4 separate regions of the Homo sapiens genome follow, and regions 1, 3 and 4 are each linked to region 2. Evidence: chromatin contacts called from ENCODE Hi-C or POLR2A ChIA-PET data. All regions are on one chromosome and are shown on one strand. The core of a region is the stretch at or near the end of the contact, and the rest is flanking DNA. Distances in the headings are between cores, read along the strand shown.

What was found. A loop is a pair of places that touch in the nucleus more often than their neighbours do. ChIA-PET counts read pairs that join two places held with the same protein, here RNA polymerase II (POLR2A). Pooled maps may share reads with other maps.
Region 1: a pooled map shows a loop between it and region 2 (4-fold over the local background). The contact joins the promoter of GALK1 here to the promoter of GRB2 in region 2. A Hi-C loop is called at or near these places in 2 of 168 maps with a recorded cell type or tissue (ascending aorta and dorsolateral prefrontal cortex), 1 of 37 single-sample maps with no recorded cell type and 5 of 50 pooled maps. POLR2A ChIA-PET finds 5 or more read pairs at or near these places in 5 of 52 experiments (HEK293, HEK293T, K562 and 2 more).
Region 3: a pooled map shows a loop between it and region 2 (3-fold over the local background). The contact joins the enhancer-like site here to the promoter of GRB2 in region 2. A Hi-C loop is called at or near these places in 1 of 50 pooled maps. POLR2A ChIA-PET finds 5 or more read pairs at or near these places in 3 of 52 experiments (WTC11, activated B cell and activated T-cell).
Region 4: a pooled map shows a loop between it and region 2 (3-fold over the local background). The contact joins the promoter of UNC13D here to the promoter of GRB2 in region 2. A Hi-C loop is called at or near these places in 6 of 50 pooled maps. POLR2A ChIA-PET finds 5 or more read pairs at or near these places in 4 of 52 experiments (CD4-positive, alpha-beta T cell, GM10248, MCF 10A and 1 more).

Annotation. Positions count from the first base shown.
Region 1 is chr17:75,763,261-75,769,637 of GRCh38, forward strand. GALK1 (galactokinase 1) reads right to left here and starts at 1,932. Exons shown (of 8, transcript NM_000154.2): 1 at 1,712-1,932; 2 at 637-826; 3 at 60-179. The coding sequence starts at 1,876. RefSeq lists enhancers at 947-1,156, 1,187-1,416 and silencers at 1,527-1,676, 1,907-2,096.
Region 2 is chr17:75,400,748-75,407,259 of GRCh38, forward strand. GRB2 (growth factor receptor bound protein 2) reads right to left here and starts at 4,931. Exons shown (of 6, transcript NM_002086.5): 1 at 4,742-4,931. It overlaps MIR3678 (microRNA 3678), which reads left to right and starts at 5,322; the gene lies at 5,322-5,415. RefSeq lists a silencer at 4,989-5,168.
Region 3 is chr17:75,685,590-75,691,875 of GRCh38, forward strand. All of the region lies in intron 3 of SAP30BP (SAP30 binding protein), which reads left to right. Among named protein-coding and RNA genes, the nearest start is that of SAP30BP-AS1, 3.9 kb to the left of the region's middle. RefSeq lists enhancers at 2,546-3,047, 3,048-3,547. Within about 2 kb of position 2,787, at least 14 of the 41 ENCODE cell types and tissues checked have a DNase peak (open chromatin) inside an H3K27ac peak, as active enhancers do.
Region 4 is chr17:75,843,154-75,849,069 of GRCh38, forward strand. UNC13D (unc-13 homolog D) reads right to left here and starts at 1,251. Exons shown (of 32, transcript NM_199242.3): 1 at 1,068-1,251; 2 at 331-366; 3 at 6-113. The coding sequence starts at 1,184. It overlaps WBP2 (WW domain binding protein 2), which reads right to left. Exons shown (of 8, transcript NM_012478.4): 4 at 5,417-5,509; 5 at 4,643-4,777; 6 at 4,334-4,456; 7 at 3,755-3,831; 8 at 2,546-3,634. The coding sequence ends at 3,581. RefSeq lists silencers at 521-580, 1,431-1,490, 1,501-1,660 and enhancers at 768-1,472, 1,891-1,970, 2,101-2,190.

The DNA of each region.
Region 1 (6,377 bases), core at 682-3,181, 360 kb after region 2:
GGACCACCTGGAGACCTCAGGGAAGGAGGGCTGGGTCAGGGCTGGGGCCTAGCTGGTACCTGGACAGAGCTGCTGGAGGAAGGTGTACGTGGCCACTTCCAAGGATGCTGAGCTGGACAGGCCACCCCCCAGGGGCACTGAGCTGACCACCACTGCACTGAAGCCAGGGAGGGGGGCAGCTGCAGGGGAAAGAACAGGTGATGGTAAGAGGGGCTGCCTGGGAGGATGGCACAGGAAGGGCAGGTGTCCTGGCGGGAAGGGCAGCAACGGCCTAGCAGCTGTTTCTAGGGTGTGTGTCTCAATTGTCAGAAGCCACCAACCTGCTGGGCCAAGGGACCCACTGCCCTCCATTTTCCCACCCTCTGAGGTTGCTGGGACACTTCTAATTGTCCTCCTGGTTTAGGGCTCTGGAGGGAAAAAAGGCTGGGGTTCAAATCCTGGCTCCTCCAATCAGGTCACGGGAAACCCAGGGCAAGTTCCCGACCTTCTGGGGGCATCAGTTTCCTCATCTGTACAATGGGATGCTCCACTCTACAAGCCTTCCCCACAGTGTATCAGACAAATGAATGGGCTCTGTGGCTGTGAGGTGGCACTCCTAGTATCAGTGAGGACTTGGCTCAGGCCTGGGCCCCATACCTGGGTAGTACTGAATCACTCCCTTGACATAGTTGGCCCACCGAGGAGTCCCAGGCTCCAGCGAGCGCTGGGCTGTGGGCAGTGGAAACTGCAGCCGCTGGGGCTCATCGGCACCCTCAGAGGTGGTGAGGAGAGACACCAGCCCATCCTTGCGGGGGCTGCCCACCAGCACCGTCATGAGCTCCAGAGCCTGGCAGGAGAGACAAGCAGTACGTGAGGCTTCCGCCAGCTGGAGTAAGCCTCTCCAATGACACTGCCTCCAGCCGAGGTTCTGATGCCTCCACAGTCATCAGGTTCTGAACCTCCAGGTTCAGCGTCGCAGGGAAGATCCTGAGGGCCAGCTGACCTTGGGGGCTTGAGCCCTGCCCCCTTAGGTCTTCAGGGGCGGGGCGGCTGCAGCTGGAGCACAGACCTGGACTCTGCCCTGAGCTGTGGGGCAAGGGGGAGAGCTAGCCCAAAGGGAAAACAGATCACTGGAGCTCCAAAGCCTTTACATTTTGGGGTGGCTCTGGACATCCTGTACCTGTGCACTCCCCAAGCTGCAGATGGGGCGGAAAGCGCCCCCCGCTGAAAGCTGGGAGTCCTCACTCCCAAGTCGCAGCCCCGCCAAGAACCTGCTGTGTGACCTCCAGCAGTTCACTGGGCCTCTCTAGGCCTCAGTTTCCTCCTCTGTAAATTGAACGGGCTGGGCCAGAAGGCTACGTTCGCCCAGGTCTGCGGTTGGGGCCCCACGGTGGCCGGAGGCGCGGAGTGTCCCCTTCTGCGTGGCACACAGGGCCTCACAGTTTAAGGGGAACATGCTCCCAGGTTGAAGGCGAGGAGCCCCAGCCCCCAGAGGGCGGGCTTGAGCCAAGAGGCGGCCGCGCACCCTCTCCCGGCCACTTCCTCGCTTCCTCCCTTCCAACGTGGGGAACAGCCTGTCCCGGGGACTCTTCCGTGCACCGGTGCTCCAGGCGCAGCTGCCCGCCCCACATCTCCCGCGGGAAGAACTCGCCCCCAGCGTCCCCGAGGCCCGCCCTCCTCGGCGGCCGGGACAGGCGGCGGCGGGCTAGGGGCTCCCCGTGCAGCCCCTCACCATAGGCAGCACCAGGCCCTGGTTGTAGTCCGTGTGTTCCCCGATGAGGTTGACGCGGCCCGGCGCTGACACGGCCAGCTCGGGCTCGGCCCCGAACTCCTCCCGGAAGGCTCGCCGGGCCTCGGCCAGCAGCTCCGCGACCTGGGGCTGTCTCAAAGCAGCCATGACGCGCGCCTGCAGCTCTGCACAGCTGCTCCGGCACAGCCCCGTCGGCGCGGGATGCTCGGGCGGGGCCCCGCGCGGGGGTGCGCACATTCCCGCCAGCCCCGCCCCGCGCCCGGACGCCCCGCCCCCAGACCTCAGCCGGTTCCGCCCCCACCCGCAACTCCCGTGGGAATCCAGCTGCTGGGTGGTGGGTGGCAGGGGCTAATGGTGCCGGGTGGGATACAGCGCCCCCGATGGTGTCCTTCCCTCTGGACTTCGGGAAGAACCAATGAGCACTCACTAGAGTGAGAATAGCCCTGAGTGGCACTTGGCATGACCAGGATTTCTGAGCTGCCCTTCCCTGGCGCTGGTGACTTTCTATGTGCCTCACCACCCACCACCACCCACACAGCCAGAGCAATGGAGCTGGCACCCGGTTGACCTGGGATTCCCAAAGGGATCCCCTAGGTCCCCAGGGCCAGCAGCTGTGAGAGGTCATCAGCCTCTGATCACCGGTCTCCAAGAGGGTGACCTGACACTCACTGTAAGTAGAGATAAAGACAGACAAGTTTGGGCCGGGCGCAGTGGCTCACGCCTGTAATCCCAGCACTTTGGGAGGCCGAGGTGTGCAGATCACCTGAGGTCGGGAGTTGGAGACCAGCCTGACCAACATGGAGAAACCCCATCTCTACTAAAAAATACAAAATTAGCTGGGCATGGTGGCTCATGCCTGTAATCCCAGCTACTCGGGAGGCTGAGGCAGGAGAATCACTTGAACCTGGGAGGCGGAGGTTTCGGTGAGCTGAGATCACACCATTGCACTCCAGCCTGGGCAACAAGAGCAAAACTCTGTCTCAAAAAAAAAAAAGACAAGTTTGGTGGTGACCAGAGAGTCAATTTTACAAGCTCCTTTTCTAGGTAATACGCAACAGCTCCTAGCAATGGAGAATTGGACTAGGGTGGCGGTGGCCAGCAGTGGGCCCAGCCCCTCCCTTAAGGACCTGCCACAGCTGTCCAGGTAGGTTGTGCTGTTGGCCCCAGCAGGCACTACTTCAGCCCAGAAGCCCTTGTCTCAGAGGCGTGGCCTTGTTCCCAGTCAGGCACTCTTCTCTTGCTATCCTGCATCCTAAACCTGCTGGCCGGCCCCAACTGCTGCCTTGATACCTGTCCACAGCTGCCCACCCTACATGGAACCTTGAAACTGAAAGACTGAAATGTAAGCAGCTTGCTTGGGGTTAGGGTGGGAGTAGTGTGGGGAGTTATGGCCAGGGATTTAGCTTGGGGCCTGCTCAGGGGTGTGCCCAAAGAGTGGGGAACTGCATTCCAAGGGCAATTCTGAAAACTCTTAGAAGAAAACATAGGGGTACAGTTTTGTGACATTGGTTAGGAAATGTTTATTTGGTTTCTGTTTTTGAGACGGAGTTTCGCTCTCGTTGTCCAAGCTGGAGTGCAATGGCGTGATCTCAGCTTACTGCAACCTCTGCCTCCCGGGTTCAAGCGATTCTCCTGCCTCAGCCTCCGGAGTAGCTGGGATTACAGGCACGTGCCACCATGCCCGGCTAATTTTTTGTATTTTTAGTGGAGACTGGGGTTTCACCAGGTTAGCCAGGCTGGTCTCAAACTCCTGACCTCAGGTGATCCACCCACCTTGGCCTCCCAAAGTGCTGGGATTACAGGCGTTAGCCACCACACCTAGTCATGTTTTTTTATTTTTATTTATTTACGTATTTATTTATTTTAGACAGATCTTGCTCTGTTACCCAGGCTGGAGTGCAGTGGCGCGATCTTGGCTCACTGCAACCTCCGCCTCCCAGGTTCAAGCGATTCTCCTGCCTCAGCCTCCCCAGTAACTGGGATTACAGGCACCCTCCACCATGCCTGGATAATTTTTGTAAAAGCAGGGTTTCACCATGTTGGCCAGGCTGCTCTTGAACTCCTGACCTCAAGTGATTTGCCTGCCTCAGCCTCCCAAAGTGCTGGGATACAGGTGTGAGCCAATGCGGCCAGGCAATGGTTTTTTAGATATGACATCAAAAGCACAAGTGACAACAGAAAAATAAACTGTACTTCATCAAAGTGAAATATTTTTCTGCAACAAAGAACTGTCACGCGTGTCCGTGTGAACAGACCACCAAACAGGCTTTGTGTGAGCAACAAGGCTGTTTATTTCACCTGGGTGCAGGCGGGCTGAGTCTGAAAAGAGTAAGCAAAGGGTGGTGGGATTATCATTAGTTCTTATAGGTTTTGGGATAGGTGGTGGAGTTAGGAGCAATGTTTTGCGGGCAGGGATGGATCTCACAAAGTACATTCTCAAGGGTGGGGAGAATTACAAAGAACCTTCTTAAGGGTGGGGGAGATTACAAAGTACATTGATCAGTTAGGTTGGGGCAGGAACAAATCACAGTGGTGGAATGTCATCAGTTAAGGCTATTTTCACTTCTTTTGTGGATATTCAGTTGCTTCAGGCCATCTGGATGTATACGTGCAGGTCACGGGGGCTATGATGGCTTAGCTTGGGCTCAGAGGCCTGACAAGAACATTGTCAAGAAAGTGAAAAGACAACTCACAGAATGGAAGAAAGTACTTGCAAATCATGTATATCTCAGGGGCTTGGAGTTTGAGACCAACTTGGGCAACGTGGGAAGACCTCACTGCTACAAAAAAAAAAAAAAAAATTAGCCAGGTTGGGTGGCACACACCTGTGGTCCCAGCTACTCAGAAGGTGAGAGACCCTGTGTCAAAGAAGAAAAAAAAAAAGCAAAAGATTTCAAGAGACATTTTTCCAAATAATATAAATACAAATGGCCAATAAGCACATGAAAAGATGCTCAAATGTCAGATGTGGTGGTTCATGCCTGTGATCCCAGACTTTGGGAGACCGAGGTAGGCGGATCACTTGAGAGCAGGAGTTCAAGACCAGACCAGCCTGGCCAACATGGTGAAACCCCATCTCTACTGAAAACACAAAAATTAGCCAGGCATGGTGGCGCACATGTGTAATGCCAGCTTACTCGGGAGGCTGAGACACAAGAATCACTTGAACCCGGGGGGTGGAGTTTGCAGTGAACCGAGATCTCGTCACTGCACTCCAGCCTAGGTGACATAGTGAGACTTGGTCTCGGGAAAAAAAAACAAGTGATGTATCTATACAATAGAAATATTAATCCATAAAAAGAAATGAAGTACTGATACGTGTAACAACATGGATGGAGCCTTCAAGAAAAAAATTAGCTGGGCGTGGTGGCGGGCACCTGTAGTCCCAGCTACTCGGGAGGCTGAGGCAGGAGAATGGCGTGAACCTGGGAGGCGGAGCTTGCAGTGAGCAGAGATCGTGCCACTGCACTCCAGCCCAGGTGACAGCGCAAAACTCCGTCTCAAAAAAAAAAAAAAAAGAATGAACTTTGAAAATATTATGGTGAGTGAAGGAAGCCAGTCACACAAGACCACCTGTTGTATATCCAGAATCGGCAAATCTCTACAGATGGAAAGTTAATTAGCGGTTGCTTAGGCCTGAGGGAATAGCAGGGTCAGAGCCAAAGGATGGCAGGTTTCTCTGTGGTAAGGAAAATGTTCTAAAATGGACTGTGGTGATGGTTGCACATGCCTGTGAATATCCTAAACTGTTGAATTTTATGTTTTAAATGGGTGAATTATATGGTATGTATTATATCTCAATAAAGCTGTTAAGAAAAGAATGGGGCCCAGGTGTGGTGGCTCACGCCTGTAATCCCAACACTGGGAGGCTGAGGTGGGCAAATCGCTTGAGACCAGGAGTTCAAGACCAGCCTGGGCAACAAAGGGAGACCTCATCTCTCCAAAAAAATCAAAAATTAGCCGGGCACGGTGGCTCATGCATGTAATCCCAGCACTTTGGGAGGCCGAGGCGGGTGGATCACTTGAGGTCAGGAGTTCAAGACCAGCCCGGCCAACATAGTGAAACCCCATCTTTACTAAAAAATAGAAAAATTAGCCCGGTGTGGTGGTACAAGCCTGTAATCCCAGCTACTCAGGAGACTGAGGCAGGAGAATCGCTTGAACCCAGGGGGCGGAGGTTGCGGTGAGCCGAGATCACACCACTGCATTCCAGCCTGGACAACAGACTGAGACTCCGTCTCAAAAAAAAAAAAAAAATCAAAAATTAGTCAGGCTTGGTGGTGTGTGCCTGTGGTCCCGACTACTTGGGAGGCTGAGGCAGGAGGATCACCTGAGCCCAGAGGTTGAAGGTGCAGTGAGCCGAGATCACGCCACTGCACTCCAGCCCAAGCAATTCCAGATGTCATCGGATGACCTGCTCCTTTTGAGCACACTTCAGTAAAGCATTTTTTGGCACAGCCAACACCAAACAAATCATACCATGAGTGGCCCTTGGGCTGGTTGAAATGGAATGAAACTCACAAACCATACCTCCCTACAAGGGCCCATTCTATCAGGGCAGAGGTGAGCGAAGCAGCCCCTTCTCTGCATGCCTTTTACTCACCTCACCTCTGACACCCAACAGTGCTGAGCCCTCATCTCCACTCTT
Region 2 (6,512 bases), core at 3,681-6,180:
CCGCCCACCTCGGCCTCCCAAAGTTCCAGGGTGACAGGCGTGAGCTACTGTGCCTGACCAATACATACTCTTGACCAAGCAATTCCACTTCCCAGATTTATCTCACTGAAACAATGAGACAAAATACAATGTGCAACATACACATATACACCCACACCCTTGATCAATATCCATGAGCTTGTGTATGGAGTATCTACATAAATACCAGGATATATCAATTTTTTTTTTTTTTTGAGACGGAGTCTTGCTCTGTCGCCCAGGCTAGAGTGCAGTGGTATGATCTCTGCTCAAAGCAACCTCCACCTCCCGGGTTCAAGCCATTCTCCTCAAATTTTTAAAGCTGCAGAAAAATTATAGTTTATCCTATTTCTGTAAGGCAAAATAATACATCAGTATGTGCTTAAAAAAAAAGGCTAGGCCGGGCGCAGTGGCTCACGCCTGTAATCCCAGCACTTTGGGAGGCCGAGGCGGGTGGATCACGAGGTCAGGAGATCGAGACCATCCTGGCTAACAAGGTGAAACCCCGTCTCTACTAAAAATACAAAAAATTAGCCGGGCGCGGTGGCGGGCGCCTGTAGTCCCAGCTACTCGGGAGGCTGAGGCAGGAGAATGGCGTGAACCCGGGAAGCGGAGCTTGCAGTGAGCCGAGATTGCGCCACTGCAGTCCGCAGTCCGGCCTGGGCGACAGAGCGAGACTCCGTCTCAAAAAAAAAAAAAAAAAAAAAAGGCTAACAATGGTTATCTCTGCTAGCGAGATCACAGAACACTTTTACTTTCTGCATGATACACCTCAATTGTATTTTCATTATTTTTACAATAGGCATGTGTTACTTTTGTAGTTACAACACAAACCAAAAAGCTTACTGACGCTCTGGAGTTAGACTTGGATTCAAATGTCACTTTCCACTTACTAATGAGGGGACACTGGAGAAGTAACTTATACTCTGTAATCCCTAGTATCCCTTAACTGGAAAATGGGAATAATAACAGCCAACTACCTTATAAAGTCATTTTGATAATTAAAAGAGATAATGGTTGTAAAATGCTTGGCAGAAGTCTCTGGCTCTCTCCAAAAGACTGAGCTAACTAATTATCCACTATAGTGTGGGCTGTGATGATTTTATTATTATAATGTAGTATAAGCCAGAGACCTTAACTAGTATTTTCAGTCTCTTTTCAAATACTAGCCTACATGTTCTAAGAGTAAATGTGGAGCTTCCATCTGCATAGGCAGATATCCTGATGAAACCATCATCAGTTGAAAATATTGTTACATGGAAATGCATTTTAATACACCTAACCTACCAAACACCACAGCTTAGCCTAGCCTACCTTACCTTAAATGTGCTCCAAACACATTAGCCTACAGTTAAGCAAAATCATCTAACACAAAGCCCATTTTATAACAAAGTGATGAATATCTCCTGTAATTTACTGACTATGGTACTGAGAGTGAAAAACAAAACAGTTATATGGGTACTGGAAGTATAGTTTTTACTGAGCGCTATTGCTTTCACACCACTGTAAAGCTGAAAAATCTTTCGTCTGAGTCTACAGACTCAGAAGAATTCTCTGGTAGGCAAATTAATGACCCTATTAAGTATAAATTTCAAGTTAAATCACTCCACATCACAGTATTAAGAATGCTAAAAAATTTACACATGTAAAAATGAATCATGCTTATAGTCACTCATTCCATTAGGCTATTCTAAATACTGACTTTGTGTATACACAGAAAAATGTAATTTTAAGTTGAATTACTTAAAGCCACACAGCAGTCTTATTATTTATGGCTGCATTTGGTAACAACAGTTTTGATCCTTAGACCATCTGTATCAAAATCCACCCATTCAGAGACTGATTCACTGTGGGGTACATCCTGGAGTTCTACCAGAACCTAATTTTAAAAAGATCTCCCAGTGATTTTTATGGATACTAAATTTTAAATAACTGCTATACCATAAGGATGCCTTAACCAGATTTTAAAATTTGCATTCCAGATAATGCACTACAATGTCCTTGCATGAAATGAAAATAATGCATATTGGCCGGGCGCGGTGGCTCACGCCTGTAATCCCAGCACTTTGGGAGGCTGAGGTGAGTGGATCACCTGAAGTCGGGAGTTCCAGACCAGCCTGACCAACATGGAGAAACCCTGTCTCTACTAAAAATACACAATTAGCCAGGCGTGGTGGTGCATGCCTGTGATCCCAGCTACTAGCGAGGCTGAGGCAGAAGAATTGCCCGAACCCAGGAGGTGGAAGTTGTGGTGACCTGAGATCGTGCCACTGCACTCTAGCCTGGGCAACAAGAGCGAGAATCTGTCTCAAAAAAAAAAAAAAAGGAAAAAGAAAATAATGCGTATTCACTTGGCACAACTAGGAAAAAGGCAACTTTGACCAAAAAAAATATATATATATATAAATATATATATATATACAGACTCTCAAAAGCCATTCAGTAATGGTGGAGAGTTCCTCTGAATTAAGCAAGTATTAATTTCTCTCCGGAGGGCATGGTGACTCTCTATTCTGTATTACTTCATTTCTCCAAAATCCATTCCTCTTCTGTTGTATGTGTAACAATTAGAACTCTGATGGACAACATGCAACATGATAACAGCAATTACTGAGAAGAATCTCTAAGTACCATCAACCAGTAGTATTTAAAACCCAGCAAGCCTCTCAAATCTGAATAACTTGCTGACGAAGTAAAGTGCCTCAAACATTTAAACGTTTGAGTTCAGGCCGGGCGCAGTGGCTCATGTCTGTAATCCCAAGGCTGAGATGGGCAGATCACTTGAGGTCAGGAATTCGAGACCAGCCTGGCCAACATGGTGAAACTCTGTCTTTACAAAAATACAAAAATTAGCCAGGTGTGGTGGTGAGCACCTGTAATCCCAGCTACTCGGGAGTGCGAGGCAGGAGAATCGCTTAAACCCAGGAGGTGGAAGCTGCAGTGAGCCGAGATCGCACCACTGCACTCCAGCCTGGGCGACAGAGCGAGACTCCGTCTCAAAAAAATAAAATAAATAAATAAATGCTTGTGTTTAGTAGAAGAAAGCTGATTATAAGAATTAACTCTGGCCGGGCGCGGTGGCTCACGCCTGTAATCCCAACACTTTGGGAGGCCAAGGCGGGTGGATTACCTGAGGTCAAGAGTTCAAGACCAACCTGGGCAACACAGTGAAACCCCATCTCTACTAAAAATACAAAATTCGCTGGACATGGTGGTGGGCGCCTGTGATCCCAGCTACTCGGGAGGCTGAGGCAGGAGAATCGCTTGAACCCAGGAGGCAGAGTTGCAGTGAGCCCATATAGCACCATTGCACTCCAGCCTGGGCAAAAAGAGCAAAACTCTGCCTAAAAAAAAAAAGTCACTGAGCTGACCCAATCTTCCTATTATAAAGACATACTAGAAGAAAACATAAGCAGGCACAGAAGCATAATCTTAAAAGAAAAAGAGTAAAAGACAAAAATAATACAAGCAAACCACACTTGCGACCTAGTGGCAGGACTGATTTCTTAGGGATGAATTCAATCTTTTGAGCCTCCCCGTTCTCAGAGAGGGGACTTCAGCCTCCCACGGCTCTCTAGCAACCCTTCTGGCTGACTGCAGGGAACGCAGGGGACGCGCAAAAGTAAAGGAACGAAAGCAAGGAAAGAGAGTCTCTTCCCGAGGAAAAAGACGGAATCTTGAAATGAGAGAAAACGAACAGCACGAAAGGGAAGAAACCTCGAAAAATTACGCCAGAGTGGGGACTACAAGGAGGAAGGGGAAGTACATTAGAAAAAAAGGGGGGGGTGGGGGGAGGAAGGGGCAAATGACTTGCATTACACAAGCATTTCGTGTCCCTAGTGGAAAGGACAGAAGCAGATAGAGAAGGAAGGAAATAACTGGAGAAAGAGGAGTAAGAAAGCCAAAATAGACTAATGCTAATTTCTCTCATGTGTCTGACATTTCGGAAAGTCAACAGCATCAAAAAGAGACAGACCTCAAGTGCACTTCAGTCCCCTGCAAACTGCACTTTCACAGCGTTTGAAGCCAGCCTTGAAAAACTTTCTAAACAAGCCATAACTCATGTGTGGCTTACAATCATAGAGAGGGCGCGCTGCAAATGAAAATTACCAGCGCCCGCTCTCGCCGCAATCCTTCCTCGGTGCAGTCCAACCTGCTACTGCTGAATTTTTCTTGACAAATATTTTTCAAATAGTTTTTTTTTTTAAGTGTCAGAATAAAGGTATCTCCCCCGGCTCCAGCAGCAAACGTTCCACCCCAAAGTGGATTCCCGCACAAAATTAAGCCCAAAGACGCCAGGAGATGGTGACGTGGTTGCCGTGCAGGTCGAAGGCACATCAATCACCACAGCTGCAGCCCACACCAGTCCCCCGCCGCCAGGCTCGGGTAGACTGACTCGGTCGGCGTTCGGCCCGCCTGGGCTTCCCGGGCCCCTTCCGTGCAAACCCTCCCGATGAAGGCAGGGGACCTCGCCAGAGAACCCCGACCTCTTCCCCCGGACTGCCCAGAGCCAAGAGCCGGAGGAGGACGGTCCCCAGGAAGGAAGCGCCCCAAAAGGGGAAACGTAGAGTCCGGAGCCCCGGGGATTGCGCTCCACGTCCCAAGCCTCGCCGCCCCGACGCGAACCCCGGGGCCGGTCCCGGTTCCCCCGGGGCCCACTCCCGCTGTAGAGCCAAGAGGAAAAGGCACGAGAGAGGCGCCGAGCGCAGCCTCCCGTACTCACCGTGGCGCAGCTGCTCCGCTCAGCGTCCGGCCCGCCCCTCCACAACGCTGCGAGCGGCCGGCGACCCCAAGGCTGCTCTGCGAGGGCAGCGCTTGCTCCCGCCGCCGTCACCGCCACAGGCACAGACTCTGCCACAGCCGCCGCCGCCGCTGCCGCCGCCCGGTCGCCGAAGCAGCAATACCTCCTGGCTTCCGCTCCCCGTCGGTGTCCCGCGAGAACTTCTCCACGAGGCCCCGCCCCGCCCCCGCGAGACTTCCCCCGGCGGAAAAGGCCCAGAGCGCAAGCGCTCCTCCTCAGCCGGGCCCCTGCGGGTAGGGAACCAGCTAGGTGTCAGGGCGCATGCGCCAGACCTCCCCGCAGCAGGTGGCCTCCGCACGGCTCCGCCCCCGGGTCGCCGTAACCCTCTCGGTGCCAGAGCGGGTAAATGACAGCTTAGCCCTGAAGGACTCTTCCCCCGTCTAATCACTTTATTTTCCTCTTCTACCAAACCTAGGCAGTTGGATGGGTAGGGGCTTGGGGGAGGAAGAGATCTTCCAGAATGAAGCACTCCAAATAGAGGACCAGGTCTTAAAATATTTGAGAATCCGGTCCGTACAAACTCTGCTGTGTTGAATGATTGGTGAGTTTGTTTGCTCATTGATTGAATCACTGCAGAGTTTGTACGGACCGGATTCTCCAATATAGGCCGAACACTGTGCTGGGGATAGAACAGAAATCTTGGCCCTTAAGGAATTCACGGTCTAGGAAGTAGAAGAAAAATAAACAAATAATGCCATAAGTACTGTTATAATTATTTGGAGTTTGCTGAGGAAGCTAAAAAAATGGAGGGGGTACTGCTACACTGCCCATTGCAGAAGAGCCTTCACAGATGTGATGCGGCGATGTCTGATCTGAGTCTTGGAGGATGAGTAGGAATTTGCCAGGCAGAGAAGCCAGAGTAAGGGCATTTCAGGGAAAGGGAATGGCACGTAAGTACAGAGGCTAAGTACAGAGGAACGGAGGCGTGAGAGAGAAAGTCGTGTTCTGTGCAGTGCTAAGTAGTTCAATTCCTGTATGAGGCCGGTGAGTACGGGGGAGTGGCAGAAGATGAGGCTTGGAGAAATAATTCTTATTTTTCAGTTCCCAAAGCTCTTCCAATTAAAGGATAGAACACAACACACCTAGCGTTACTGTGCCTTCTGGAAGCCAACAAAATAGCGCTGAGGTGAGAATAACCAAGCATCTGATTCTATAGAGAAAAGAAGCCCATTGAAACACAGAAAATGAATTGTGCTTTCACCAAGTATTTATTGAGCATCACCTGTGTGCAAGGGGCTCTGCAGGGTCAAAGACCAACCAGATGAAGCCCCTGCTTTCAGTGCTTTGTAATCTAGAGTTGCCTAATCTGTAAGACAAGCAGTTGGCCCCAAGTGCCACTGAACTACACATAGGGATGGCTGAGGAGGGAGCCAGTACTTGGTGCTGAGCTAATCAAGAAGGATTTGGTTTGAACGGCAAAGTGAAAGCAGGGAGGAAAGAGGAAAGAGTAATGGAATCAGCCTTTTGTTTTTTTTTTTTTTTTTTTTTTTTGAGACGGAGTTTTGCTCTTGTTGCCCAGGCTGGAGTGCAATGGTGCGCGATCTTGGCTCACCGCAAGCTCCGCCTCCCGGGTTCAAGGGATTCTCCTGCCTCAGCCTCCCGAGTAGCTGGGATTACAGGCATGTGCCACCACACCCAGCTAATTTTGTATTTCTAGTAGAGATGGGGTTTCTCCATGTTGGTCAGGCTGGTC
Region 3 (6,286 bases), core at 1,537-4,036, 280 kb after region 2:
TCAGATGGAATGCTTTTGTAATTTGGTAGCCATGTAGAGTTGTGTGCCTTCCAGACTTGCATTCTCAACCTCACAAAGCTGTCTCTTTTGTCCTTGTCTGTCTCCAGGCTCCCCCCAACCCCCCAAATATATCAACCTAAAGCACAGAGATACTGTTCTTGTGGGAAGCCTTGAAGGGAAAAAGCCTGTCCTGGCCTCACCACCAAGAGCTTGACTCAGATCCTTGGTGTGAGGCAAACTCTGGACCTAGATACACCCGTTCCTGACACTCTGGGGATAAGACAAAAAGGGAATGGCCCTCTCTGACCATCTTCTGTAACTTTCAAGAAACCAAAAATCTTGAAGTGTCTTGAATCAAATGTAGATTGTACTTGGAATAGTCGGATAACAAAAGTCCCCCTTGGAAATAGCTCCCTGCATTTACATTGAAGTCTAGTTGGTTGTAACATGTTCCATGTAACAACATCAGGAGCCGTGCTGAGTCACGTGGGCTTTGTAAATTTAGCCAGATTTTTCAAATAGAGAAACTGTTTCCCTTCCTCCTCCCTACCTTGTCTTCAGTCTACAAGGCCAATTCTATAGCCGGCTTAATAAGTCTTGGCAAACTCCTGTTTCACCCATTCCTATAGAAACCTTCTGTGGTTGGGGCCGGGCGCAGTGGCTCACGCCTGTAATCTCAGCACTTTGGGAGGCTGAGGCAGGCAGATCACGAGGTCAGGAGATCGAGACCATCCTGGCTAACGAGGTGAAACCCCGTCTCTACTAAAAATACAAAAATTAGCCAGGCGTGGTGGCGGGCGCCTATAGTCCCAGCTACTCTGGAGGTTGAGGAAGGAGAATGGCGTGAACCCTGGAGGCGGAGCTTGCAGTGAGCCGAGATTGCGCCACTGCACTCCAGCCTGGGCAACAGAGCGGGACTCCATCTCAGGAAAAAGAAAAAAAAAAAGAAAGAAAAAAAGAAACCTTCTGTGGTTGGGAGCAGAGCCTTCCCATCAGCAAGTGGTCTAAGCAAAGGCAACCCCAGCGTGTCCCAGAGGGCCCCACCAACTTCCGCCCATTTTTCTGATAAATTGAGTGTTTCCATTCCCAGGCAGGCAGTGTGCCCACGGCAGTGGCTCAGTCCTGGCCGACAGGATACAACTAAAGGAAATGTGCTAGCAATGGGCTTTCTCCAGGGCTCTCCAGTGGGGGTGGCTGGCATCTGGCCTCTGGGGTGGGATGTTCCCATGCAGCATTGGGTTTGGAGGCTTTGCTGAGCTGTTGACAGCTCTCACTCCTAGCCCCCAACCATGTCTCTGTCAAACCAACATCATTTTATTCTGGAACTTGGAGGTATTTTATAAAGGTAATCCAGCATTGTTGCTTTCTTGGCAACCTGAAGTGACTCACATTGATCTCAGAAAACCTTGTTTTGACTATTACTTTGATGCCTCCACAAGAGGGTTTCTGGAGGATGGCATAGCAGTTGTTCTGAAGCAGCTGTATTGCCTGATGGTTAAGAGCACAGTTTCATGGGACTGTTGTGAAAAATGAGATTCTTAATTGAAGAGCTTAGCATAATACCTAAACTTATTCCCCTAGATTGAGTTTTCATATTTTATCCTCAATGCTTGGCCCATTGCTTGGTGTATAAATCATGCTCAATAAATTATCTGTGGAAAAAATAAATGAATTAACTATACAGTAATTATTTTTGTCTTAGGATTTAGGAGCATTAGGCCCAGTGTTCGGAAAGAGGATGCAGGGCCAGATGTGGTGGCTCACACCTGTAATCCCAGCATTTTGGGAGGCTGTGGCAGGAGGATTGCTTGAGCCTACGAGTTCAAGAGCAGCCTGGGCAACATAGTGAGACCCCATCTCTACAAAAAATTTAAAAATTAGCCAGCCATGGTGGTGCATGCCTGTAATCCCAGCTACTTGGGAGGCTGAGGCAAGAGAATTGCTTGAGCCCAGGAGGTCAAGGCTGCAATGAGCTATGATTGCGCCAGTGTACTCCAGCCTGTGTGACAGAGTGAGACCCTGTCTCAGGAAAAAAAAAAAAAAAAAGATGATGCAGAAAGATGAACAAAGAATTGGGTTTGAAATTTTTTTGTAATTCAGCGTTGGTGTCCCCTCCCCACCTTCTCCTGCCCCTTGGCAGACTTTTATTGCAAGCCTAGCCCTTTTGTTAGCTGCTCTTCTGCTGCCTGTCCGTCTGACATTTCTAGTGAATCTACACATGAAACTCACTGTGGAGTTGACCAGGCTGGGAGTCTGAAGTTAAAACATAACAGCTGAAGGTAGGTGTGGAACCTAAACTTGACAGAAGACAAACTGACAGTGTTTGGGGTGTGTGTGTGTGTGTGTGTGTGTGTGTGTGTGTGTGTGAGAGAGACAGAGAGAGGTCAGTGCTTGAGCACCTTCTGTGGACCAGGCTGACTATTAGACTTGGTGATTTTTGTGAGTACACAGAGTAGAGTAGTTTGTCTTCATCGGCCAGGTGAGCATGAGGGTAGAGGAAGGCTTCCCTGGGCTGGGCTGAGGCCTACACGGGGCTTTCTAGGCAGGAGTGGGGAGAAGGTGATTTCAGGGAGCAGGCATTGCAAAGATCCTGGGTGCAGAAAGGGGAGGAAGAGGCTGAAATGGGCAGCAGGGAATCCTCAAGGCTCGTGGGCCACAGTGAGGATCTGTTTTTAAGGAGCTATTGTGCTCGTGAAGTGAGATCTCATCAGGCCATGGGCTGTCCCAGGTCTGAGAGAATAAAGGTTTGAAAGGAGTCATTTTACTAATCTGCCTCCCTAGCTGCCACGTACTTGTAAGATGCAAGATTACATTGCCCAACAGGAAACCCCCAGTCTGTAGCATTCTTGCCTGTGGCCTCGGGGCTGGCTGCCCTGTGCCCCTGTTCAGAGTGCTTTCTCTGTGCCCGCTACTCCCGAAGCTGGAAAGAAAACATGACGTTTAGATTTGGTGGGATCTAGATGCTGGCGGCTGCCTTTGTGGAACTCAAGTTTGACACTGGAGCTTTGTGGGGCCGGTTCCAGGAAGGATTGAGGAAGCATTGTTGGCTGTAAATAAACCTCCATTCTCTTACTCAGGACTTGGTACTTCTCTGCTGAGTAAATCCTCCCAGCTCAAATGGCAGCTTGTCCAGTTTCGTGGGTCTATATTGTTGTTACTTCCTTCCTGCGCTCCAGTCAGCTTCATCAATGGCTGGACTTTTGTATTCTCTGCAGGAGGAACCATATTCCAGGTTCTGTAATTCTTGAGAACCAGGCCCCTGCCACTGACCTACAGTTGCATCTTCCAAGTCTCAGTCACAGTTGGTTAAGAAACCAAATTGGCAGGTTGAGATCACTATTCTTCTCCAGGGACAGCGCCCAGTGTGCCGCAGCCGCCTCCTGCTCTGGTTGTTGGGCCTTTAGTCTCAGGTGGGGTCTGGGTGGATGAGGGGTGCAGGCAGAGGAGGAGACCTCGGCTCAGATTGGTGTCCTCCACCAGCTCAGCGTTTAAACCATACTTCCTCTTTCCTCCTTTCTGTTTTCTAACTTGGCTTTTGTTTTTGTCTTTTCGTTTTTCCTTGTATCTTTTTTTTTTTTTTTTGGAGACAATCTTGCTCTTTCAGGCTGGAGTGCAGTGGCGCAATCTCGGCTCACTGCAACCTCCACCTCTCAAGTAGCTGGGATTACAGGCATGCACCACCATGCCCGGCTAATTTTTGTATTTTTAGTGGAGAGGAGGTTTTACCATGTTGTCCAGGCTGGTCCCAAACTCCTGGCCTCAAGTGATCTGCGCACCTCAGCCTCCCAACTCCCCCAGCCTGTTTTTCCTTGTGTCTTGATTGGAATTGAATGAGGGGGCTGAAGAGGTGGGCCTAGTCTTTTCTCCCAGGAGCAGCCTTCCTTTCCTAGGTGAGGTGCTTTGTTTTCACCTTCCTTAGGAACTGGGTGAAAAGCCCTCAGCCTGTTCTGGCTGTGTGTTGTTGCTCATGTCTCTGGGCTGCGGGTTCCATGCCCTCTGGCTGATGTAGACAGATGCCTGGTGACTAGACATCCAGGATGAGCTCATTACTTTAACCAACTGAGAATTTCTACCTGAAGGCCAGTGGGTGGATTCATACGAGTCAAGACAGGTGTTTCCTGTGCATTTCAAAACGCTGCTGGCGGGGAAGAGATGAACAGTGCTTTCTTGTTGCTTTTTGCTTGTATCCTCACAGCCCTTCTTTCCGCTTCCTGCCTCTTTAAGGGCATAGTGAGAATCTCCCCCAGAGCAGGTGGTTTAACACCAGTGCCTTGAACGACTGGCAGTTTAATAATCGAGCCTTTCTTCCGTCTCCTTAATTCTGTCATTTAAAATATTTCAGTGGGCGAGAGGTGACTTCTATCAATTAAAAGATTTCAATGGGAGGGAGGTGAGGAATGAAAAATTACCTACCGGGTACAGTGTTCACTTTCTGGGTGATGGGTACACTGGGAGCCCAAACCTTACTTATCATTACACAATAATATATCCATGTAACAGACCTGCACATATACCACCAAATCTAAAATAAAATACTTTTTTTTAAATTATAAAATAAATCGTTCATCACATGTTTTTTCTGACACATGGCTGGCTTCCATGATAACTGTCATGGGTGCTTGGTCCATTTTTCATACTAAATACCTCCTATCTGAGACATGACTGGTAAGAGGGCATCTCTTTAGGCCTGTCCTCCCTGTGGTGGAGGTCGTTATAGAGGCATATCATTACTGTTTGAATAGAGGTCACTTTTATTGGATGAAACTTGATTCAGTGGATGGTTGTGTGTAAATGGTACTAAAAAGCAGCTCTGGGGTATTTCAGGGTCTCCCTGTGTCACCCAGGCTGGAGTGCAGTGGCATGATCATAGCTCACTGCAGCTTTGACCTCCCAGACTCAGGTGATCTCTCCTCAGCCTCCCAAGTAGCTAGGACTACAGGCTGGTCTCAAACTCCTGGACTCAAGCAGTCAGGCCCACCTCAGCCTCTCAAAGTGCTGGGATTACAGGCGTGAGCCACTGCGCCTGACCAAGCGAGCACTTTAGGATCCAGAGAACTTAGGTTGTTGTCTTTCTTCTTTAGGAGAAGCTCGGCACAGTGACAGAGGCACCCAGGGCTCAGCAAGCTCATGGCCCAGCTTGTTGGACTCAGAGGGCAGAAGAATCACATTCTAAACATGATAAGGTATAGCCAGCAGGAGGCAGATTCCCAGATTGATTCTCCAGAGCCTTGTAGGTCCCAAGGGTGCCTATGACACCAATGGGAATCTGAACCAACACAGACAGCACAGTCTTCTTAGGAGACCCTAGTGCAGCAGCGCTGGCCTCCTCCTGAGCGTGCACGCTTATATGGCTTCTGAGCTGGCCAGGCTACTTCATGCATTTGGTTTAATGGGTCCTCGTAAGGCAGGAGAATCTTCTTGAACTTGGAGTTGGGTCTGTGGTCCATTGGTCAGTACTTTGTTCAGAGGCACTGAGGGTGGGAAGGCTCATGGAGCTGGATTCTGCTGCTGGGAAGCTGGGTGGGCCTTGTTTGTGGGCCTCAGGTTCAGGACTGAATGAGAGTCCTCTTGTTGCGAGTTGAGGGTGTACTCTGGGCATGCCATGCCCTTTTTTTGTACTAAGAGGGTAGAAAAGCAAAGACCAGACTAGTTGGCAAATTGGAACCCAACTACCCAGTTTATTTATTTCTTAGGCGTAGAAGGAATAATTTAGGGGGAACTGAAGAGCCAACCTAAAGGAAAAAAATAAAATAAAGGGATAAAATACTTCCTGTGATTTTGCCCCATCATCTCTTTTCTTCCAGAGACGTGACTCAACAACCTCAGCTGAGCCTGGCAGCACACACACCCCACACTCCTTTCCATCTCCAGGTTCACAAAAGCCACAAGAAGCCACGGGGAGGCTCCTGGCCTCTTACTTTACCTAAGGAGGCCCTGAAGTGGCAAGTGTGTTTCCCCTTGAAGAGCCATTGCATGTTTGGTGACTAACTTCCTGTGGCTTTGGGGTAGACATGGTAGACTCCTTGTGTGGGGATTGGGCCTCTGCAGTTGAGTCCATGAGAAGGGGTGGGTGTGGTATGGTGCGGAGCCTTGGGGAAGGGTGAGTGGGGGCTGGAGGGAGAGTTAACGAATGGTCAGTCCCTGTATGATCAGCCAGCTGGCGGGTGAGGGAGGAGCTGATGTTTTCCTACAATCAGCACCCAGAAAGCTGTTCTCTAGAGGGAAAATGTGAGGGCATTTTACAGTCCCATGTATTGTTACTAACACTCTTGAACACTGGTTTCCT
Region 4 (5,916 bases), core at 1-2,500, 440 kb after region 2:
CTCACCTCCTGCAGGTATCGCAGCAGCTCAGAGGCCTCCGTCACATGGTTGGGCTCAGGATGACCCAGGCGGTGCAAGACAGTGTAGAGTGCGTCCTCGTAGAGCAGGGCCCGCTAAGACACACGGGGTCACCTTGGGGACCCCACCAGCCACCCCTGGCACCAACACCTCTCGCCATGGGCAGGACAAGGGCGGCTTGTGCAGCGGAGGGAGTTGAGACCCAGGAGTCCCCTCCCCACCGCAAGTTGCTTGCTGCCATCAGCGTCGGCCGGCAGGAGGACACACAGCCGCCCTCCCCACCTCTCTGCACCCCAGCACTCTGACTCTTACCTGCTCGGGGGAGAAGTGGTGGGATGGAGGCTGGATCTGCAGAGCAAGGTGGAAAGGCAGTGTCCCGGGAGGCCCAGAGCAGGCTCAGATGGACAGGAATGGCTCCTCTGAGGCCTGATCCAGGCCAAGGGTATGGGGGCCCCAGCACCCCGGCCTCCAGCCCCAGTGATGCCCCGCACCTGTTCCCCCAGCAGGCCTCCTGGAGGTCCGTCCCTGGGCCCGCCGTGGCTGAGGTCCATGGGTGCCCAGCAGCGCGAGCCCTCCGCACCCGCACCCCACCTCCCTCCCTTCCCCAGAGGAAACAGCTCTGCTTATCAGTGGCGGCTGCTCCTCACCCAGCAGCGGAAGTGAGGCTCGGCAGCGGAGGTGAGGGGGGTGCCACGTCGGCCTGGGGGTCTGCTGCTCCCCGAACAGCTCACCCCACAGCAGGGACACCCCCACCTAATGGAGTCGGCTCTTCTGAAGCTGGAGGAGTAGGGGATGGGGTCAGGCCAACCGGGAGGGAGGGGTTCTGAGAGCCTCAGACCACAGGGCCTGAGGCCCACAGTGGCCCAGAGTCCATCTGGCAGCCCCTGCTCTGCTGGCCCAGGGGGCTCTCCCCAGGGTGGAGTAGGCAGGGGAGGGTCGCTGGTCCCCAGTCCCAGCCTTCGAGAGGTGGGGCCAGACAGCAGGGCACCCGTACCCGAGACCACAGTGCTCCCCAAGGCCAGCTCTCTCCCCAGTGAGGTCACTCCTACCTCCGGGGCCATTTGGGGCGGGGGATCCTGTAGATCTCTGACTCTGCGGCGCCTTATCTTGATGGCCTGGCGCAAGAAGGGAGGGCGCTGCTGCGGATGGGAGAGGAGTGTCGCCATGGTGGCCTTCTCTGCCCTTCCCTGTCCGCTGGTGCTGGGTGAAGACAGCGAAGCCACAGGATTATGCAAAGAGCCTGGGGCTGCCACCCTCTGTCAGGGGAAGTTTTAGGGAGGGTGGCTGGGAGGGACGGAAGGGTGAGGGTTTCACCGCTTCGGAGAGGCAGTCTCCCAGGCCCCCTGCACCTTCCCCAGCTGGGATCCCTACAGGACCCTCCTCTGGCTGGAGCAGAAGGTGGACCCCGTGGGCAGGCCTGGCCCCGCCCCACCCTCCTACAGAGGCCCTGGGAAGGGGACAACGCTCTCAGCAGGGGGCGGGGGGGCCCAGAACAGGCGGGCAGCATCCTGCCCCATCCATGTGCTGTGCCCAGGCTGGGCTGAACCCTGAGAGAAGCTGACCTGGGCCCGGGGGGGTTCTCACCCCACTTCCTCGAGTGCGTCCAGACGTGGGGCGGGGCGGGGTGGGGTGGGGTGTGGTGGCGCCCAGGGTGGGGGCTCCCAAGAGGCGTCTCCCTGGAGGACAGCCAGTTGCTCAGCCTGCCTGGCCCCACAGGTGACATTCCTTGGAGATGACGGGGCCAAGCTGTGCTGGGCAGGGACAGCCCTGTGCCCCTGCCCCCACCTTGGCAGTCAGGACAGTGCTCCCTTCAGACACCCTTGAAGGGGGCTTAGCCAAGTCCCAGAGAGCTCTGGGCCAGGCTGGCCAGGAGGAGGAGGCAGAGGGGCTGCTGCCCGATCTCTCCTGAGGACAGACTTGGCTCCCGGGGGACAGGAAAATGCGCCTCAGCATGGGGCTTTCCTAGAGCTCTGTGGCCTGCCCACCCTGTGCCCAGTGCTGGGCTGGGGGACTTGCGGGCGTGTGGGCCTGGTCACGGCCTTTGGCCATTTCCCACCCTCCTGTCCCTTCAAGTTCACAGCAGGGCACGTGACGTGGGTGGTGGCAAGCCGGCTTGGCTACCTCAGTGTCCCTGTCACAGGTCCTGACGTGCTCCAGGGCTGACTCGGCCTCCTCCCTCCAGCAACCAGGACTTAGGCCAGGGCTGCCATTCCTCGAGGAGCCAGCAGGGGACAAGGTGGCAGCCCCAACTCCTCCCTTCAAGGCCAACTCTGGGCCACATCCACCTCTGTCCCAGCCAGGCCCTGGGGACTCAGTGGGGGAGGGACACAGCTGCTGAGCGACAACCGTTAAGAACCAGCTCCAGAGGCCAGAGCTGTCTTGGGGACCAGACAGGCTGGCTGGGCCGTGAGAATGGGGATCCTCCCATGGGAGGGAACCGTCCCAGAAGTCTCCAGGGCCCTCAGCGGCCAGACGGCTCTCCTTCCGGAAGAGACCCCCGGGTCACCACACGCAGAGCCAGAAAGGGTCCAGTTATTTCATTTTTACTATTTCACATTTTCAGCAAACAAATCGAGGTGCAAACAGGGTTTATTTCACATTAATATATTAACTGGATTTTTTGTCAAATAAATAGGGAATTCTCTTTAAATAACCATCTCCTCACTTCATGGCCAGTCCAGGGACAAACAAGAGTGAATGTTAGCGCATCCAGGGGCACAAAGCTTAAGGGGAAGAAGCAGGCTGGGGGGCTGGTGGCAGGTCCCGGCCAGCACACAGGGTCAGGGGCCCTTGTTCCCGGCCCCACCCAGCAGCCACCAAGTGGACAGACATGCATTCTCTGGTTCCAGTCAGGAAGCTCCTTCTAGAAGGAAGTGAGAGGTGAGGGAAAGCAAATTCCAGAAACACCAGCAAAAGGCAGAAGGGCTTCCTCCCAGCCTCGGCGGCCCTGCCCCGACGCCACCCAAGCCCTGGAAGCTCATTTTACAGCTTCAAAAGTCACACAGGGTGGCAACAACATGACCCAGGACAGGGAAGGGAAGGAAGGGTGGCGGGGGCTGCAGCTGGACCCTGGCTGAGTGGAATGCGGGCGCGGTGGCCTTCTGAGACCAGCACAGACCAGCAGAGGGAATGTGAGCAGGGTCTGGCAGGGCCCGGGAAGACACCTGGCTGGTCTGAAGTGGCTCATGAGGCTGAGTGTAGCAGTGGGTGCCAGACTGAGGGAGCTGGACTGCGGTGGAGGAGGTGGCCAGAGAGTCCCTTCGAGGGGAGAAGCTGAGAGTGAAACAGGAACAGGGGATGCTCCGTGCTCCCAGAAGAGCCCCAGACGGTGAGGGAGGTACGCTGGGCAGCACTGTGGGCTCCGGGCTGGCATGGGAAGCTGGGCGGCACCTCTCCCGAGGCCGGGGGCCCTAATGTCCCACAATGCTAGTTCCTGGTAATTGTTTATGATCAGACCTGGAGGGAGAACAAGGCGCCCCCTCCCCTCCCCAAGCCCCAGCACAGCCCCGATGGGAGGGGTAGGGTAGAGAGATGAGGGTGGGAGGCAGGGAGGCAGGAGGGCCTACTGGGTCTTCTTATCTTCCGGTGGGTAGTAGGGAGGTGGCGGCGGCTGGCTCTAAAGAAGGGAGAAAGGAGAGACTTGCATTAGAAGGTTTAAAACATGGTGCGGTCATCCCCCTGCGGCTCCCAGCATCTGCGGCTGTGGGGCTGCACCGGCACTGCCAAGCCCTCTCACCGTGGGCATGTAGACGTTGTGAGGATTGCCTGGGTTGTAATAGGCGCTGGCGGCTGCTTCTGCGGCCTTGGCTTCGGCTGTGAGAGCAAACACACCTGGTGTCGGTGACAAGTTCTCCTCCCCCTGAGCTCAGCTAAGAGACCCCGGGCCCCCATGGCTCGGGGCAGCTGGTGCTGGGGGTCCAGTTCCACCAATGAGAGCAGCAGGTGAGGTTTCCTGAGCACATGCCACGCGCTGGCACGGTCCTTTCCAGGCCCATCGCATGTCTCACCTCATCTAATCCTTGAGCCAATGCCCCAGGTGCCACTGTGACCGACCAGCTGAGTGTAGATGAGAGGATCGAGAGGCACACAGGGTGACCTTCCCCGCCCAGGGCACATGGATAGCTAAGGGATGGGGGTGGGGCCAGAATCTAGCTCCGCTCCACCAGGCCACAGCCCTGCTGGGCCCCTGGGGTAGTCCAGGGGTCATCCATCATCTGCGGCTCTCAGCAGTCTCTGGCCATTCTGAGGCTCTCTGTGCGACATCGGGGAGGAGAGGGCTGGTCCCGAAGGGCTGCCAGCACCCAAGGGCCCTCACCTGCAGGAGTGGAGGGGACATCGGGGCCGCTGACCGGAGGTTCCATGGGCCCAGGGTAGGGCGGTGGTGGGGGCTGCACGTATCCCATGGCCCCGTCCATCATGGGGGGTCCTGGATAGAACTCTGCTCGGTGAGAGAGTAACAAGGACATGGTGAGCACCCGGCTGCGGCCCCCTCCCGGGTGAGGGGGGCCTCTCCAGCTCCTTCGTTGGTCCTGAAGCAGCTCAAGGAATAAAGTCTCCCTGGCCTGGGGGGAGCCTGGGTAGGTGGGCTCATGAGGGGAGTGGGGGCAGCAAAGGACACACTCACCAGGTGGGGGCGGTGGATAGGGGTAGCCAGGAGGGCAGGGGTACATTCCATTGGCGACTGGCGGGGGATAGACATAGGCCCCGCTGGGCATGTAAGAGTAGCCATAGGCTCCACTGGGGACTTCACCTCTGGAGGCTACGAGTACAAGGGGAAAGAGAAATGAGCGTGGCCTGCCTTGGGGCGGGGAGAGGGCAGCCCCGCTGCCTGCAGATGGGAGCTACTGGGTCTCAGGAATGTGCCCCGCAGACATCCTCTGTCCATCCCACTCCACCCTCCACCCATACTCGGGGGGCCACCTTGGTCAGGGATGAGAGAGGACGGGAGAGGTCAGAGCCAGGGGAAGGCAAGGGAGGTCAAGGGCAAGGCTGGAGGGTGGACAGAGGCCGGGAGGGAGGCTCAGGGCTGGGGTAGGAGTGAGCTGGCGGAGGATGTCTGCTGGCCCATCCCTCGGTCATTTTCAATGGCTGCGGAACCGCAGTCGAATGGTTGGTTTAGTGTTTGTTTTATGAGGCCATAGTAAAGTGTCCTTGAGTCCAAACAGCTTTGTCAAAACGTCATCCACCTGCCCCAGGCAGGGAAACGCAGTCTCTGAGGTACAGGACAGAGCTGATGCCAATGACAGCTTTCCTTCCCAACTCCTAGGCCTGGTCAGCCTGGTGCCCAAACACTTACCTCTTGAGTTCTTGAAAAAGCAAAACGAAAAGGAAGCAAACTCATACCAAACCCCTACATGTTTAGTGTGTCTTTAGCCCCTAATCTTCGGAGCCTGGATACCTTGAGATGCCACCTGGAGCATCCGCTGTCCGAACTCAATGGCGCCCCCTGCCGTGAAAGTCAACTTGTAGGAAGCAGAGCCTTCCCAGCCACCTGAAAGGGGAAGGACAGTGAATAAACAGCACAGGAAAAGAAAACTTATGCCCAAAGAGATGGCTGTTTTCCTCTCCAGGACTTCATCCAACGCCCGGGAGGCCTGCGGGGGCTGGGCCTGCACTGTGATGGGGACTTCCTGGTGCCATGGTTTCCAGCCTGCTGCCTGCATAGGAGCCAGCACTGCAGCCTGGCCTGGCCCTGCTGTACTCGCTTCCCCCTTTGGAACAATGGCCTCTCCTTCCTGGAACAAGCCTGTCCTCCCACCCTTGGCCCAATATGTACACGGGTGCCAAGGCCACATCAAGGTTTCTCTCCGCCCCCAGTCAAGCACTCGGCAGCTTCACAGGAACAAGCCCACTCAGCAACAGCCGACCTTAAAATTCAGAGCAGACCTCTCGTCCTAA